Linked DNA regions of Homo sapiens: regions 1, 3 and 4 are each linked to region 2. A link is a contact called in ENCODE Hi-C or POLR2A ChIA-PET data. All regions are on one chromosome and are shown on one strand. Each heading gives the region's core, a stretch centred on a gene start or an enhancer-like site at or near the end of the contact. The rest is flanking DNA. Distances are from core to core; before and after follow the strand shown.

Region 1 (3,206 bases), core at 184-2,683, 1.0 Mb before region 2:
AAAAATGCATTACATGCATGAGCATACATGTAAAAGTCGATCCTCACAGCTACCCTGTGAGGGAGAAAGACCAATGATATTATCCCTACTTAAACATGAGGAAAGGCTGCCTCAAGAAAGTAACTCTTCCAAAACCACGGGGCCACAAAGTAGGTGGGCAGTCATCAGAGACCAGGTCTCCTGAGTCTCTCCTTGGTCACTCCTTTCTGTATATCTTTCTCTTTGCTCTTGTTAACTTTTTTTGAATGGCTTCCTCATAGATTTCCTAGGTTCTTTCCACAAGAGACACCTAAGTGATGCAGGGTTTTTAGGGAAATTCCTGCAGACATCAGAAATACACCTGACAAATCCAGGTGTATTACTAGCAGGGTGTAAACTTACAGGCGGTGCACCACTCAAAACATTTCCCCTCTTTGCTACCAACTCCAGTTACCCAGAGATAATACCTCCTCACATCCTGCTTTGGAGGGGAGAGAATGAGAATGAATATGAATCAATAAATCATGGCCAGGGCCTCAATACACAGGACGGATTAAAATCCTCCCAGATAGAAACATGTTAGGCCGTCCCCACCCATGAACTGTTGTCTTTCCCCATAACCCCCATCCAAATATGGTGGCTATACTCTAAGTTTCTAGCAAAGCAACATAAAAGGTTAGGTTTGGGGGTCCCCCATACATATATGTGTAGAAGTATCCATCTACTTAACTCTGGGGGTTGGCGTCTCAAAACCAGTACATTTAATGCTGTATGTATGTGTGCACAGGGCTTAAGAAGATAAACAAGAAACCCCAAACGACAACAAAGAAACCCGTTAGCTGTGGTTATCTCAGAGTCCTTTCTTATTGAACTCAAAGTAGTAAAGGCTGGAAAGCAGTGGAGAGGCTTCAAAGGAGCTGGGCAAAGGTTAATTAAAGGCTGTCGTCCTACGCTTTGCGACATTTTTGTTACAAAGAGCATGGATGACTGCTACACTGAGAAGGCATTTTAATGTTTAAATCTATCCATTGGTCAACAGCAAGCCTGTCTGCACGGCCCACACAGACGCTCCTTGACGAGTCGGCCCAAGCTCTCCTCCACCCAATCTCCGGTTTGCAACTTTACCGTCGGGTGTTGACGGGAAGGGGGTGTGGGAGCGGGGTGGGTGGGAAGAGTCCCCGCGCCCCTCCCCGCCCGGTCTGACCCGGCCTGGCCTCACTTCCTCCCGCGGCCGCGCGGCCTCCCGGCAGTGCCCGAGCCCGGCCCGCGGGTACCGCCCAGAAGGCGAAGGCGCCACCACCGCCGCAGCTGGCCCTCTGGCTCCCACATCCGGACTCACCGGCAGCTCCAGCCGCCGTTGCCTCCGCCTCCAGCCGCATTGCCCTCAGGCCTCGAGTCCCCCACTAGCTCCTTCCGTCCAGGCACGGGCTCCGGCGCTAGAGCAGTTTGAAAATGGCGCGGAGGGACGATCGGGGCCGACACGGAGGAGGCGCCGCGGTTGCCCCGGTAACGGGAGCGGCGGACGATTAGCGGCTCGCGGCGGGGACGCGCTTGGCGACGATGGCGGAGCCCCAGTGCCCGGAAATGCAACGGCCCGGACAGCGCGAGGCCACGGCGCCCCCTGGAGGTCGGCGCCCGCGGCCAGCAAATGCCAAACCTCAGCTGGTGCCTGAGCTGGCATCCTCTTCCTCCTGTCGGCGGGAGGTGTGGATCACCTACTGCGTGCGGGGAACAAACGCCGCCCCAGTACCGGTCCCTGCAGCGGAGTAGCCTTCACCTGCAAGGTGAACGCCTGCTCACCACGTAATCCCCAAACGCAGATATCACGTTGTCTCTGCAACTTTCCCTGACAACCACCCAATGCAATTAATTATCCCACAATAGTATCTCCCGCAGGCTCTCTGTAGAACCATAGAATTCATCCATCAAAATACAATCATTTGTTGATCCGTCTCTCTCTGCCGCCCCCAAATGTGAATTCCTTGAGTCAGAGACTATTCTACTCAGCAAAACATTTGTGAGTGGAATTAAATTGAAATAAACCGTTATAGTCCACTCACAGATGGAAAACACATAGTAAAATCCTAGAATTCCATTTCTCCCCTGAAAATTTCCCAGACAGTCAGAGGGAGTTTCATTCTTTCCTGTTTACTTTTCTCCCAAATAGGCCTTCTGAGGCAGCAGAATAGGGAAGGAAGTCAGAAGACTGACCAGCTCATACCTATGGAATGCCTATCATACATACACTTAAAATTATGGCAAGCTCACGCAGGCGCACTAAGAGAGAAAAAACAAGAAAACAGATATGACAATTATAGGAAATCCCCTCCCTAGAGTTAAAGAAGTGTAGGAAGTGGGTATAAAAGAACAAAGGCTATATTAATCCAGGGCTGACACCACTTGAAGATAAGCCCGTTCCTCTCTCTGGTATATTCTTTGCTTAATAAATCTTGTGGGGTGGTTATTTGTGTGTCTCATCCAATTCTTTGTTCATAACACCAAGAACCTGGAACTCCCAACTTCCAATCTGGTAACATATTTTGGTGAGCCAGCCAGGAGGTAAGCCCAGAAGAACTGGGACTTTTTATTTTCTTTCTTTTTTGCTTCAGCTCTTTCACTTTGGTTTAAAGCTGCCTTCTGCTGGCACGGATTGGGCAGTTAAGAACGAAAAAGGCACTGGCCGCTTGAAGACTCCCATTGTTGCGGGAAAGCAGAGGACCAGAAAGACCAATGGGTGGAGCAGGAGGATTTTATTAAGGTGTGCACTGGCTCCGTGGATTTGCATCCAAAAAGCTGAGCCCTGAACAAAGACAGAGCTTGGCTTATATAGGCTAAATTAAAAAAGCAGAACCAAGGCAGTAAATCACACAGTGACAGGTTTTGTAATCTATAGCATAACTGCTGAAATTTGCATAACTTTTGGCTTTGCTTAGCTGGTGGCCTTGCAGCTGCGTCAAAAGAAAAACAGGAACCTACAAATCTTTCTAAACATAGGCAAAAATAATCATAATTAATGGTCTAAGGAAAGAGAAACAGTAAAGGAATTTGTTTTTCTTAACCATTGCTCAGGGGTGTTTGGAGCTCATTCCTGGCTTCTTAGACTAGGTCACCATGACCTTCCTATAGCCTTGCTTGTTACTATCCTTAGAGTGAGTAAATGCAGTACAAAACTTTCTTTAAATTCCTGCCTCAACGTGACAGGATAACCTGATTGGGGAATGGAACAG
Region 2 (3,405 bases), core at 333-2,832:
TATCCAGAATATTGACACTATGCCACCTATAGAGATCCTTAACTAGCAAAAATTATGCTATTATAGCCAATAACTTTGCATTCTACTTACTAGAGCTAGGCAAGGAATCATTTTGCAAGATGGCATCCAAAATGTCTCTCGGCTCAACTGTCAGTTCCATAAAACGTTCTATTAAGCATAATTCATCCTTCCCTTTCTCCTCTATGCACTCCACACTTCCTGTTATTCAGAGTTGTAAGGTTTTAAAGAGGATTCACATTTCTCCAGGCCGAGATTACCTATGGCTGCAATAGAATTTGACTTGCATTTTGTTTGTTGTCAATACAATAAGCCAGAAACAGATGCAGATCATTGAACTGAAGAATGACTTTTCTCTCTTGATGGCACTTTGAGCAGAAAAAACATCTTTGTCTGATGTATTGTTAAATGAAAAAAAAAAAGCAAAGTGCAGAACAATGTGTATTGTACATCATTTGCATATTTTAAAAGCATATATATGTGTATGTATGAATGTTTATATCTACATAGGATGTCTCTGGAAGAATACTCTAGAAATATAATGGCAGTTGCCTCTGGTTTGGGAACATGGTGGCTGATGGGGAGTGAGGGTGGGAGAGAGAATGATTTTTCACTGAATAGTCCTTTAAAGTTTTTTAAATTGGTGTTCAGGTTTATATTATTCCCCAAAATAATGAATACATTTTTTAAAGACAGAAACTACTTCTTCTACGGCCTATCCCTCTTCACTTTATTTAAGCTGTGTCTATTGTGTCTCAGACACACTGACTTTTTGAAGGGACTTGAGAGGAGGAGCTAGCCCAAGAGGAAGAGGCCCTTTCTGGCATGTTCTCTTCCTCTTGATAGTTGAGGTGCATATAAACATCTTCAAAGTCTCCACGGACAACAGAGACAACACGAACTGGAGCCCACTGGCTCCCACAAGTGAAAGTGATTTTCTTCATTCATGACTCAAAGGCTGTAGAGTAAAAAACAAGAACTGATCAGCTGTTTTTTTGTTTTGTTTTGTTTTTTTTTTTTTTTTTTGAGACGGAGTCTCGCTCTGTCGCCCAGGCTGGAGTGCAGTGGCGGGATCTCGGCTCACTGCAAGCTCCGCCTCCCGGGTTCACGCCATTCTCCTGCCTCAGCCTCCCAAGTAGCTGGGACTACAGGCGCCCGCCACTACGCCCGGCTAATTTTTTGTATTTTTAGTAGAGACGGGGTTTCACCGTTTTAGCCGGGATGGTCTCGATCTCCTGACTGTTTTGTTTTTAAAGACCAAACACGTCATCTTATCTTGTTCTGAGTGAGACAGCTACATGATGAACATCCTAAAAGTTGAAGACCTTGGATTTCCACCTGCAAGCCAACGATGTTTTTCTGTTAAATTCTAATCATATTATTAGAGTTTATTAATTGTTTTAACAAACAGACATCTATGTCCATTCATTTTTTTTCAAAGACAGGGTAAATAAATCAACTTTCAAATCATGTCCTTCTGCAAACACCAGCTGCACAGGAAAAGGAAGGCCGCCTGTTAGCAGCCTCTCGCTGAAGGGCTAGGCTGAGGCTGTCGGTGTGCATGCCCAGAGCAGAGCTGTCTGTTAATGAGTCCTACAGCTCACAGGAAAGAACCTCAGCGGAAAGCAAGAAGGCAGAACAATTGTGTGAACTTAGCTCCCTTTCTTATTCTCCAAACATCTGGCCACTGTATGTGTCATTTCTTTGATTCAAACTTGTTCTGGCGTTATTGATAGGGAAAATCTCCACCTGGGGGCTGGAAGGGACTGCTTCTTCATCAAAGAATAGTTAGCACAGACTCACTTTTAATAGCAAAATAATAGAGCAAGTCACTTATAAACCATGTTTCTGAAATTGCCCAGCCATGCTCTGCCAACTCTTTATGGGGAGAATAAGACAAAAGCTGGAAGCAAAGAGAGAGTAAAGAAAGCCCTTACGATTAGGGGTGAAGAAAAAACAAAGCCTGCAAGACGCCATCTTGGTGTTGGCTAACGATGGGGAAAATCTCTGCTGTTTAATATAGTGCATTTATAAACACAGATGTCAGGGACGGCAAGTTTATTTTTGTAGTTCTGCATCTTACATTTCCTCAATTGATTCTCTTTCTTTTCTTCTTCTACGTCAGAACAACCAAACAGGATTCAAGTGATGCATTTGGATGGCTTGCTTCCCTGAATTGTGTCTATATCCATTAACAGGGCAGACACTTAGTTCCACCTGTAGACATGACAGTTTTGTCATCTTCACAACTGTTCCCATTGTCCTGATCCTTATTTCATTTTACTGGGCTACCTTGAATAACAACCCCCTGGGCTTATTTTACTGGCAGTTAAAATCAGTTTTGGTAGTAATTTTGCCTGGAAATCAGCTATTAAGTTTATGTGCTTGTCAAATTTTAACTATATGCCTAATTTAAAAGTACTTAGAGCCACTTAAATTTGGTTGAGTGCCAATGTTAAGATGCAGTCAAATCTCAATGACTGCACACTGCACGCTTAGTTTGCAGCAGACTTCTTTCCCTTCTGTTTCCAACTCTCTTGTTAGCACCTGCACCAGGAAATGGGTGGGTGGGTAGGTGGGTGGGGTGCAGAGAGTGAAGGAAAATGAAAGTGATGCTGAGCCAGCACCACCAAAGGGATACTCAAAGTCTTACCTTTGGGCTCTAAAAATGAAATCAATGGCACAACTTGAGATTGGGAGAGAATAAATTGGCAGCCACATACTTGAAAGACATGCGAGAGTTTGGTTAACTGCAAGCTTAATATCTTAAAAAAACACAAAATTCATGTTAGACTTATACTAACATGCACCGTTCTAAATGTTTCATAAATATTAACTCTTTTCATTCTCACAGCAACTTTATGAGGTAAATACTATCATTATACCCAATTATCAGATGGAAAATTGAGGTATGAAGAGAATAACTTGCATATAGTTACATTGCTAGAAAGTTCCAGGGTCAGAATTCAAATTCAGCCATTCTGGCTCCAGAATCCACGCTCTGAAGGCTGCACCTTCCTCTGAGCCAGCAGCGGGGTACAGCCACTACAAAACAAATACAGAGTATGTTCCTGTTTGATGTTATCGCTGGCTGAAGCTCTTTGCAATAAATGTCATAAAGCTCAAAGTCTCTATGAAAAGAATAATAGATGTCCAAAGCCAGTTCAATTCTTTCAAATAATAGCAACAAAATAAAATTAGGGAATCTTAAAAATAATTAATATTATCCTTAATATCAACTAGAAATATAAGGGTAAAATTTCAAGCCAAATTAACTTTTCCGGGTCTTCAACTTCTCATCTGCCCAGTGCTTGGTAAGAGCTAGATAATTTCCTAATTCTTTCACATTTTAAGATTCTTATGTTCTCCCACATGATCTTTCAGGTC
Region 3 (3,476 bases), core at 293-2,792, 1.5 Mb before region 2:
GTCGCCAGGCTGGAGTGCAGTGGCGCGATCCCGGCTCACTGCAGCCTCTGACTCCCCGGTTCAAGTGATTCTCCTGCCTCAGGTTCCCGAGTAGCTAGGATTACAGGCATACGCCACCACGTCCAGCAAATTTTTGCATTTTTAGTAGAGCCGGGGTTTCACCATGTTGGTCAGGATGATCTCGATCTCCTGACCTCGTGATCCGCCCGCCTGGGACTCCCAAAGTGCTGGGGATTACAGGCGTGAGCCACAGCGCCCGGCCTGAGTCTACAGCTTTTTAAAATCTGAATTCAGTTACTTTCTATGTGGAAAAGAATGTACCCAGCAGCCACAAAAGCAATTTGCCTCACTATACATATAGCAACTGGGTGTGTGGAAAAAACCAGCATTTGTTTTTTTCCAGCATAAATAGCAAGAACAATCTTTCCTGATAGTGCAACTTTTTTGCCTAAAGGTTTTGGAGTTCTTCAAAGCCATCGTGGCATCAAAGACTACTGGAACGAACACACACACACACACACACACACACACACACACACACACACCATCATGGCATCAAAGACTACCTAAAAACAGCCCCCCTCCCCAGCCATCATGGAATCAGACTACTTCAACACGCGCGCGCACACACATACACACCCATGACATCAAAGACTACTTAAACACGCACACGCACGTACACACACCCCAAGCTATCGTGGCATCAAAGACTACTTCACGCGCGCGTGCACACACACACACACACCATGGCATCAAAGACTACTTACACACACGCCCCCTAGACAGGTTTTTCTTTTTCTTTTTTGAGACGGAGTCTCGCTTTGTCGCCCAGGCTGGAGTGCAATGGCGCGATCTCGGCTCACTGCAACCTCCGCCTCCGGGTTCAAGCGATTCTCCTACCTCAGCCTCCTGAGTAGCTGGGGATTACAGGCGCGCGCCACCACGTCCAGCTAATTTTTTGTATTTTTAGTAAGAGACGGGGTTTCGCCATGTTGGCCAGGCTGGTCTCGTACTACTGACCTCAGGTGATCCGCCCGCCTTGGCCTCCCAAAGTGCTGGGATTACAGGCGTGAGCCACCAGGCCCGGCCTCTAGACAGGTCTTTCAAAAGTTTCAATTATTAACCTTCTTAGAAAGGTCATTAACCTAACGGGCAAAGCAAGACTCAGGTTTTGACGAATCAAGACTGATTTGCTTGTATTTTGCAATAGCTATTGATTATAAATAATACTTCCAGGCACCTTTCCACCCCTTGGCCATTTCTCGTTCTCCTCTACTTTGCTCCTTCTCCCCATCCCCGAGGCAGTAAAGTTCGGGGAGGCCCGGGAGCGCCTGGGCCACGTGTGCGCCCGCGCGGCTGCCTAGAGGCGCTGCTGCAGGGAGGCGGGACAGAGTTTCGCGGCTCGCACGTGGCCGCGAGCTCACGGCCTGGGGGTCAGGGAGACCGTGAAGGGCCCGGATCCCTGTTACTCACCCTCAGCTGTCGCCATTATCCTAAGTGGGCTGAGGGCTGCGACCGCGCCGGGAAGCGAGGCAGAACTCTAGAAAAGAGGGGTGGTCAGAGAGCTTCGCTGGGCGGGGAAGGAGGCGGGGCCGCGCGACCCTGCGCCACTCTTTTCGAGCTCCGCTACAGCCGCCTAACCCGGAGGGGTATGGGCGGAGACTGAAACGCGGATATCGGACGAAACAACGCCCCACTGGCTTCCCGCCGCGCAGGCGCAGAGACGCGACCCCGCCTCCGGGCCGCCCCGCGCTGGCGCAGTGCCCGGACAGGCGAAAAGTGGCGCGCACTGGCGGCCCCTCCCCACTCTGCGGAAGCTCGCATACCCCGGCCCCTTCTCGGCTGCGGGAGCGACTCAGAAGTTGGAGCGTACCAAGTCTTGACGGCCTGGGGGAAGCATGCAGGGAAGGGCATATGAAGGCTAAATGCTCTGAAAGAGAAATGAGGTTAAGTCCGTTACTCCCATTACGCTACTGTTGGGTGCTGGAAAATAACGGAGATTTCCACGTGCAGCAAATACAGCTTTCCAGGCAGCTCTTAGGGGAAGGCTAGCTCCACCCTACAGCATCCGTGACCCCGCCCCTCAGCCGCGGGACCGCCCCTCCGCCCTCGCTCGTTGGTGGACTCGGAGGGGGAGGAGCAGGGCTGAGCTGGCCACGCCACCTAGGGACAGCGCGCGCCGCCGCAGTAGCTGGGGCCACCCTCGGGAAGGAAGAGCCTGTCGCGAGCGCGAGCTTCTGAGCTCGACGGGCCGAGCTGGCAGCTGGTTGGTGCTTACACCTTGGCCGCAGCGGCAGGTCCTTCCACGTGCTTTCGGCGGCGACATGGAGCTGGAGGAGTTGGGGATCCGAGAGGAATGTGGCGTGTTCGGGTGCATCGCCTCAGGAGAGTGGCCCACGCAGCTGGATGTACCGCATGTGATCACTCTGGGACTCGTGGGGCTGCAGCACCGGTGAGCAACAGGGTGGGGGTGGCGGGGGCGTGCGTCTCCATCTCTCGGAGCCGCTTCCCGCAGTCGGCGTTCTCATGAGCGCCCGAGGGCCCGGGAGGACCGACCTCTCCGACCTAAGCCAGTACCTGCCTGTGGCGTCGACCGGGTTGCCTAGGCGTGCACGAGGGGCACCTCGCTTCCATGAACTTTAGCCTGTCCTGCCCACCCTCCCAGCCACTTATGCCTTTTAGGGGCTCTCTCCCTCCCCGCCCCCCGGTGTGTGCACCCATCCAGAGGCTGGCCAGCTTGTAAACCGCCGGTTTGCTTGGTCTAGCTGGGTCAGGGCTCCTCCCCGACTGCAGGCGGGTTCTAGTCTCCCGGAGCCTGTGGCTGCTCCTGTAATAGGCTAGTGTGGCGTGGCGGCCAGTCCAGGTCCTTCAACACCTAAAGGTTTTCGCGCGGGGCCTCCAACCACCACAAGCTTTTGTTTGCAAGGGCAGAGCTATTGAGCAGATTATGGGTTTGAAAGTAGTTATCGCTATGGGAACTTGAGGATGCTAGACTTCAGACCCAGGGAAAGATGACTAGTTGATGTTGAGAATGACTACTGGTAGTAGATCTCACATAAATTAAATGGAAATAAGCCAACCATAGGGAACAGTGCATCTGGAAAAGATTCATTGGTAGACGTCTTGCCTAATGAATGAAAACGTTGGTAATAACATGACAAAAATTAACTCCCTTCTTCAAAAGGGGGACAGGGGAGTAGTGTCTCTATGCCAAGATCCATACACTTGATTTTGAAAAATTGGGAGATCCTTTCGAGTTAAAAAAAATTACTTTGCTTCGGTGATCTTTCCTTTTCTTACTACCTGACTTAACTGGAAGTTGATATAAATTATTACACTAGGATAAGAAAAACAAACCTGGGTTTGATATTCTTACTGAAAGTATTACAGTTTCCATAAGGCAATACAGTGGTAACAACTTACACTACAGTTAAGGAACTTGGCAATAACACGTAACAGCAAAATGGGTGCAACAC
Region 4 (3,035 bases), core at 246-2,745, 1.4 Mb before region 2:
TATGAGCAGATAAGGACCACCAGACATCCTAGGAAAGCCTCTAATGTGAAAGATAGAGCACAAAATCAACAGAAGAAAAAAAAAGGAAACTTGAGGGAAATAGATACTGCAAGGGAAGAAAAACTTTAAAAAAGGTATCATTAATATCAGAGAGTTGGATGATGATACTGGAATAATAAAACATCATTTTGGCAGCAATTCAGAGTCAATCAGAGGCAAACAAAACTGAAAACGTTTTAGGAAAAAGCTGACCAAGAAGACCTGAACTAAAGTAGCAGTAATGGCGATGAACATGACACTTAAAAAACGCAGGTTCTAGGCCCCTCACTAGAAAACTAGGGGATGAACCTCCGGGGATGGAGTCCAGGAATTTGGAATCTTCTAAAACATCACCACCGGCAATTCTGATGTAGCCAGCTGGGTGCTGGTCTCAAGACTGAGAACTAGAGGACATAGGGTCTAATCGGATGTAAGAGGTTAAGAAAGTGGGAAGGTTGATAACTGTCTGGCTGGGTGGATGATGGTGTCATCCCAACGTAGAAACATAGAAACATAGACAAGATACACTTTTGCCCACTTCCAACCTAAATACATAAATAAGGCTGTGTTAGTTTGAGTAGTCCATGGTACATCTTGGAAAAGTATAGTTGGCATGTGGAGATATTTTTTGCTTAGATTAGAAGCACAGTTTCTTGTCACCAACAACTACGGCTGCGAGAGCGTCCTATGCTTTTTTCTCACGTACTGTTTTGATGCAGAGCTGTCTTCGCAGTCCCTCCCCCGGCTAAAACCCCCCAAACAAAAAAATCCCGATTATTCTGCCACCAGACAGTAGCTTTAAAACACCTCTGTTATTGCCCTTGACGCTTATTGTAATAATTGACATGTCTCCAACTGTAACAATTCCCTTGGAAACAGAAAGTTCTATTCAGGCATATAGTTTACAAAACTCCACCTCGGACCTGCTTTAATTTCTTTACAGGTCCTACTAAATGCTCCTGTCAAATTCCTTAGTTATCGTTTCAATCTGCTTCCCAATTAAAATGTCAGCATCATGATGACAGGAACGTCGTTTGCAGGCGTCACTGCTGCAGCCATATCTCCAGCACGTTTCCAGAAAATGTCATTGGTTGAAAGCAATAACTCTCCTATTTCACAATGATTTCATCTCTCTTCACATCAACCCTAGGTGATGTTTTTATTCTCACCTTATGAACGAGAATACTGCGGCTCAAAATTCAAGAGTCTTGCCCAGAGTTTTTTGGCAAGTACGAAAGGGTTATGGCTCCAAACTGGTTAGCTCCGAAGTCCTTGCAAACCCTGTCCGAGACCATGCGCGACCCCAAGGAGCGCCTGAGCAGATAACCAAAAGTGAAAAAGCCTATAGACCTCTTCACTCAAGTTAGCGCCTCGGCTTCAGGAGAGGCAGCGCCAGCTCCACGCAGCCGGCCCGGGGTCGCTCGCACTGACGTCACGTAGCGACGCGGAAGATTTACGTATGGTGCCTCGCTCTGGGATAGCTTTACGGCTTCTGGGAGCTGCTGCTTCGCTGTGAGAAGTATCCGCGACGAGCTATCCGGGAAAGGGCCGAATGCGATCAAACCTAATCCGCGAGACTTGCTAAGTGAGTCGCGGCAGGGCGCGGTGTCCGGCGGGGGTCTGTGTGAAGGAGGCGAAGTGCCGCTAGGCCTGAGCCTGCTTCCACATACATTTGCTCAGCTTCAGGACCACTGCCTGACCTCGGATTTGATACATCGGGGTCTGGCGTGCTGGTGTGGTGCAGACTAACCCTGACCTGTGTGTACACTCCTGCGTCACTAGCCTCCGCCCCTCCATTCAAATGGAAATAAGTGTGCTCCGCGCTCAGCTACCCCCTAGAGTGGTTTCGAAGAGCAATGAAGAAATGTTTAGGAAGCTGTAAATTGCATTGTTACTCGTTGCATACCGTAAATTTAGAAGCCGGGGAATTGGGAAAATAAAGTTTCTAGATTATTTATCCATTTTTAAAACAGCCAGTGGCCTAGAGAGAGGCCCCATAGCAATTGAATTTGCTGACACTCTTAAGATCTTTGTTGACTAAATAGCAGCTTCTACAGTTGTAGCAAGTAAATTTATTCCTTTTACATGTAAAATCTGCTTACCAGAGTTTGCTTTTTTTTTTCCTTTTTTTTTTTTTTTTTTTTTTTGAGACGGAGTCTCGCTCTGTCGCCCAGGCCGGACTGCGGACTGCAGTGGCGCAATCTCGGCTCACTGCAAGCTCCGCTTCCCGGGTTGACGCCATTCTCCTGCCTCAGCCTCCCGAGTAGCTGGGACTACAGGCGCCCGCCACCGCGCCCGGCTAATTTTTTGTATTTTTAGTAGAGACGGGGTTTCACCTTGTTAGCCAGGATGGTCTCGATCTCCTGACCTCATGATCCACCCGCCTCGGCCTCCCAAAGTGCTGGGATTACAGGCGTGAGCCACCGCGCCCGGCCTTTTTTTCCTTTTTAAGGTCTCAAACATTTGGGCATTAATAAGTTTAGTATTCTCTACTGCAGAGAATGTTATTTGTGATTCAATGAATGAAAATGAAAACCTGAGACAAGAAGAATGGATTTTACCTTAAATGTCTGTAGCAACCATTGGGAAAATGGAAAGAAACATCTTAATTATCGTATAGATGTGTAGGTACCCTTCTGCGCTACCTGTATGTTGCGAAATGAACTCATTCCTCATAATTTAAGCGCCTGCTGCAGAAAGCCTCCCTTATATTTACATAATGATCATTGTATGTCTGAGGAAAGCTTAAAATTGTATCTTGTGCATTAAAAAGAGCTAATATTTATAGAAATGCCTACTAAAAATAAATAATGTAAGTACTAAAGTTGCCTTATATGTTTAAACTGTATATTTAGAAATCACAGCATTTTCAAACTTATGGGTCTTGGCAGTTATTGGTTCATTTTACTCTCTTTAGGATTTCTTTTTCCTAATTGATGTTAATTAGTTGATATAAATGAAAATTTTGAGTCAGGAAATCAATTCAAATAGGTGTG

What was found. Hi-C counts contacts between places; a loop is a spot of excess contacts on that map. ChIA-PET counts read pairs that join two places held with the same protein, here RNA polymerase II (POLR2A). Pooled maps may share reads with other maps.
Region 1: a map of CD8-positive, alpha-beta T cell shows a loop between it and region 2 (3-fold over the local background). The contact joins the promoter of CEP135 here to the enhancer-like site in region 2. A Hi-C loop is called at or near these places in 3 of 168 maps with a recorded cell type or tissue (CD8-positive, alpha-beta T cell and naive thymus-derived CD4-positive, alpha-beta T cell) and 6 of 50 pooled maps.
Region 3: a map of CD4-positive, alpha-beta T cell shows a loop between it and region 2 (17-fold over the local background). The contact joins the promoter of PAICS here to the enhancer-like site in region 2. A Hi-C loop is called at or near these places in 2 of 168 maps with a recorded cell type or tissue (CD4-positive, alpha-beta T cell and naive thymus-derived CD4-positive, alpha-beta T cell) and 4 of 50 pooled maps. POLR2A ChIA-PET finds 5 or more read pairs at or near these places in 1 of 52 experiments (activated CD8-positive, alpha-beta T cell).
Region 4: a loop to region 2 is called in a map of CD8-positive, alpha-beta T cell, with 13 times the contacts of the local background. The contact joins the promoter of AASDH here to the enhancer-like site in region 2. A Hi-C loop is called at or near these places in 2 of 168 maps with a recorded cell type or tissue (CD8-positive, alpha-beta T cell and naive thymus-derived CD4-positive, alpha-beta T cell) and 6 of 50 pooled maps.

The regions. Positions count from the first base shown.
Region 1 is chr4:55,947,172-55,950,377 of GRCh38, reverse strand. CEP135 (centrosomal protein 135) reads right to left here and starts at 1,433. Exons shown (of 26, transcript NM_025009.5): 1 at 1,319-1,433. It overlaps EXOC1-AS1 (EXOC1 antisense RNA 1), which reads left to right and starts at 2,366. Exons shown (of 5, transcript XR_941069.4): 1 at 2,366-2,538. RefSeq lists silencers at 1,028-1,487, 1,538-1,677 and enhancers at 892-1,856, 2,475-2,624.
Region 2 is chr4:54,940,373-54,943,777 of GRCh38, reverse strand. No RefSeq gene overlaps it. Among named protein-coding and RNA genes, the nearest start is that of LINC02358, 97 kb to the right of the region's middle. Within about 2 kb of position 1,582, at least 9 of the 41 ENCODE cell types and tissues checked have a DNase peak (open chromatin) inside an H3K27ac peak, as active enhancers do; they include CD4-positive, alpha-beta T cell and CD8-positive, alpha-beta T cell, where a contact is called at or near this core.
Region 3 is chr4:56,434,326-56,437,801 of GRCh38, reverse strand. It overlaps PAICS (phosphoribosylaminoimidazole carboxylase and phosphoribosylaminoimidazolesuccinocarboxamide synthase), which reads right to left and starts at 1,542. Exons shown (of 9, transcript NM_001079524.2): 1 at 1,474-1,542. The coding sequence starts at 1,489. It overlaps PPAT (phosphoribosyl pyrophosphate amidotransferase), which reads left to right and starts at 2,187. Exons shown (of 11, transcript NM_002703.5): 1 at 2,187-2,452. The coding sequence starts at 2,325. RefSeq lists enhancers at 572-1,455, 2,303-2,482 and silencers at 1,583-1,872, 2,013-2,212.
Region 4 is chr4:56,385,951-56,388,985 of GRCh38, reverse strand. It overlaps AASDH (aminoadipate-semialdehyde dehydrogenase), which reads left to right and starts at 1,495. Exons shown (of 15, transcript NM_181806.4): 1 at 1,495-1,624. RefSeq lists enhancers at 1,151-1,200, 1,063-1,569, 1,231-1,600, 1,570-2,077.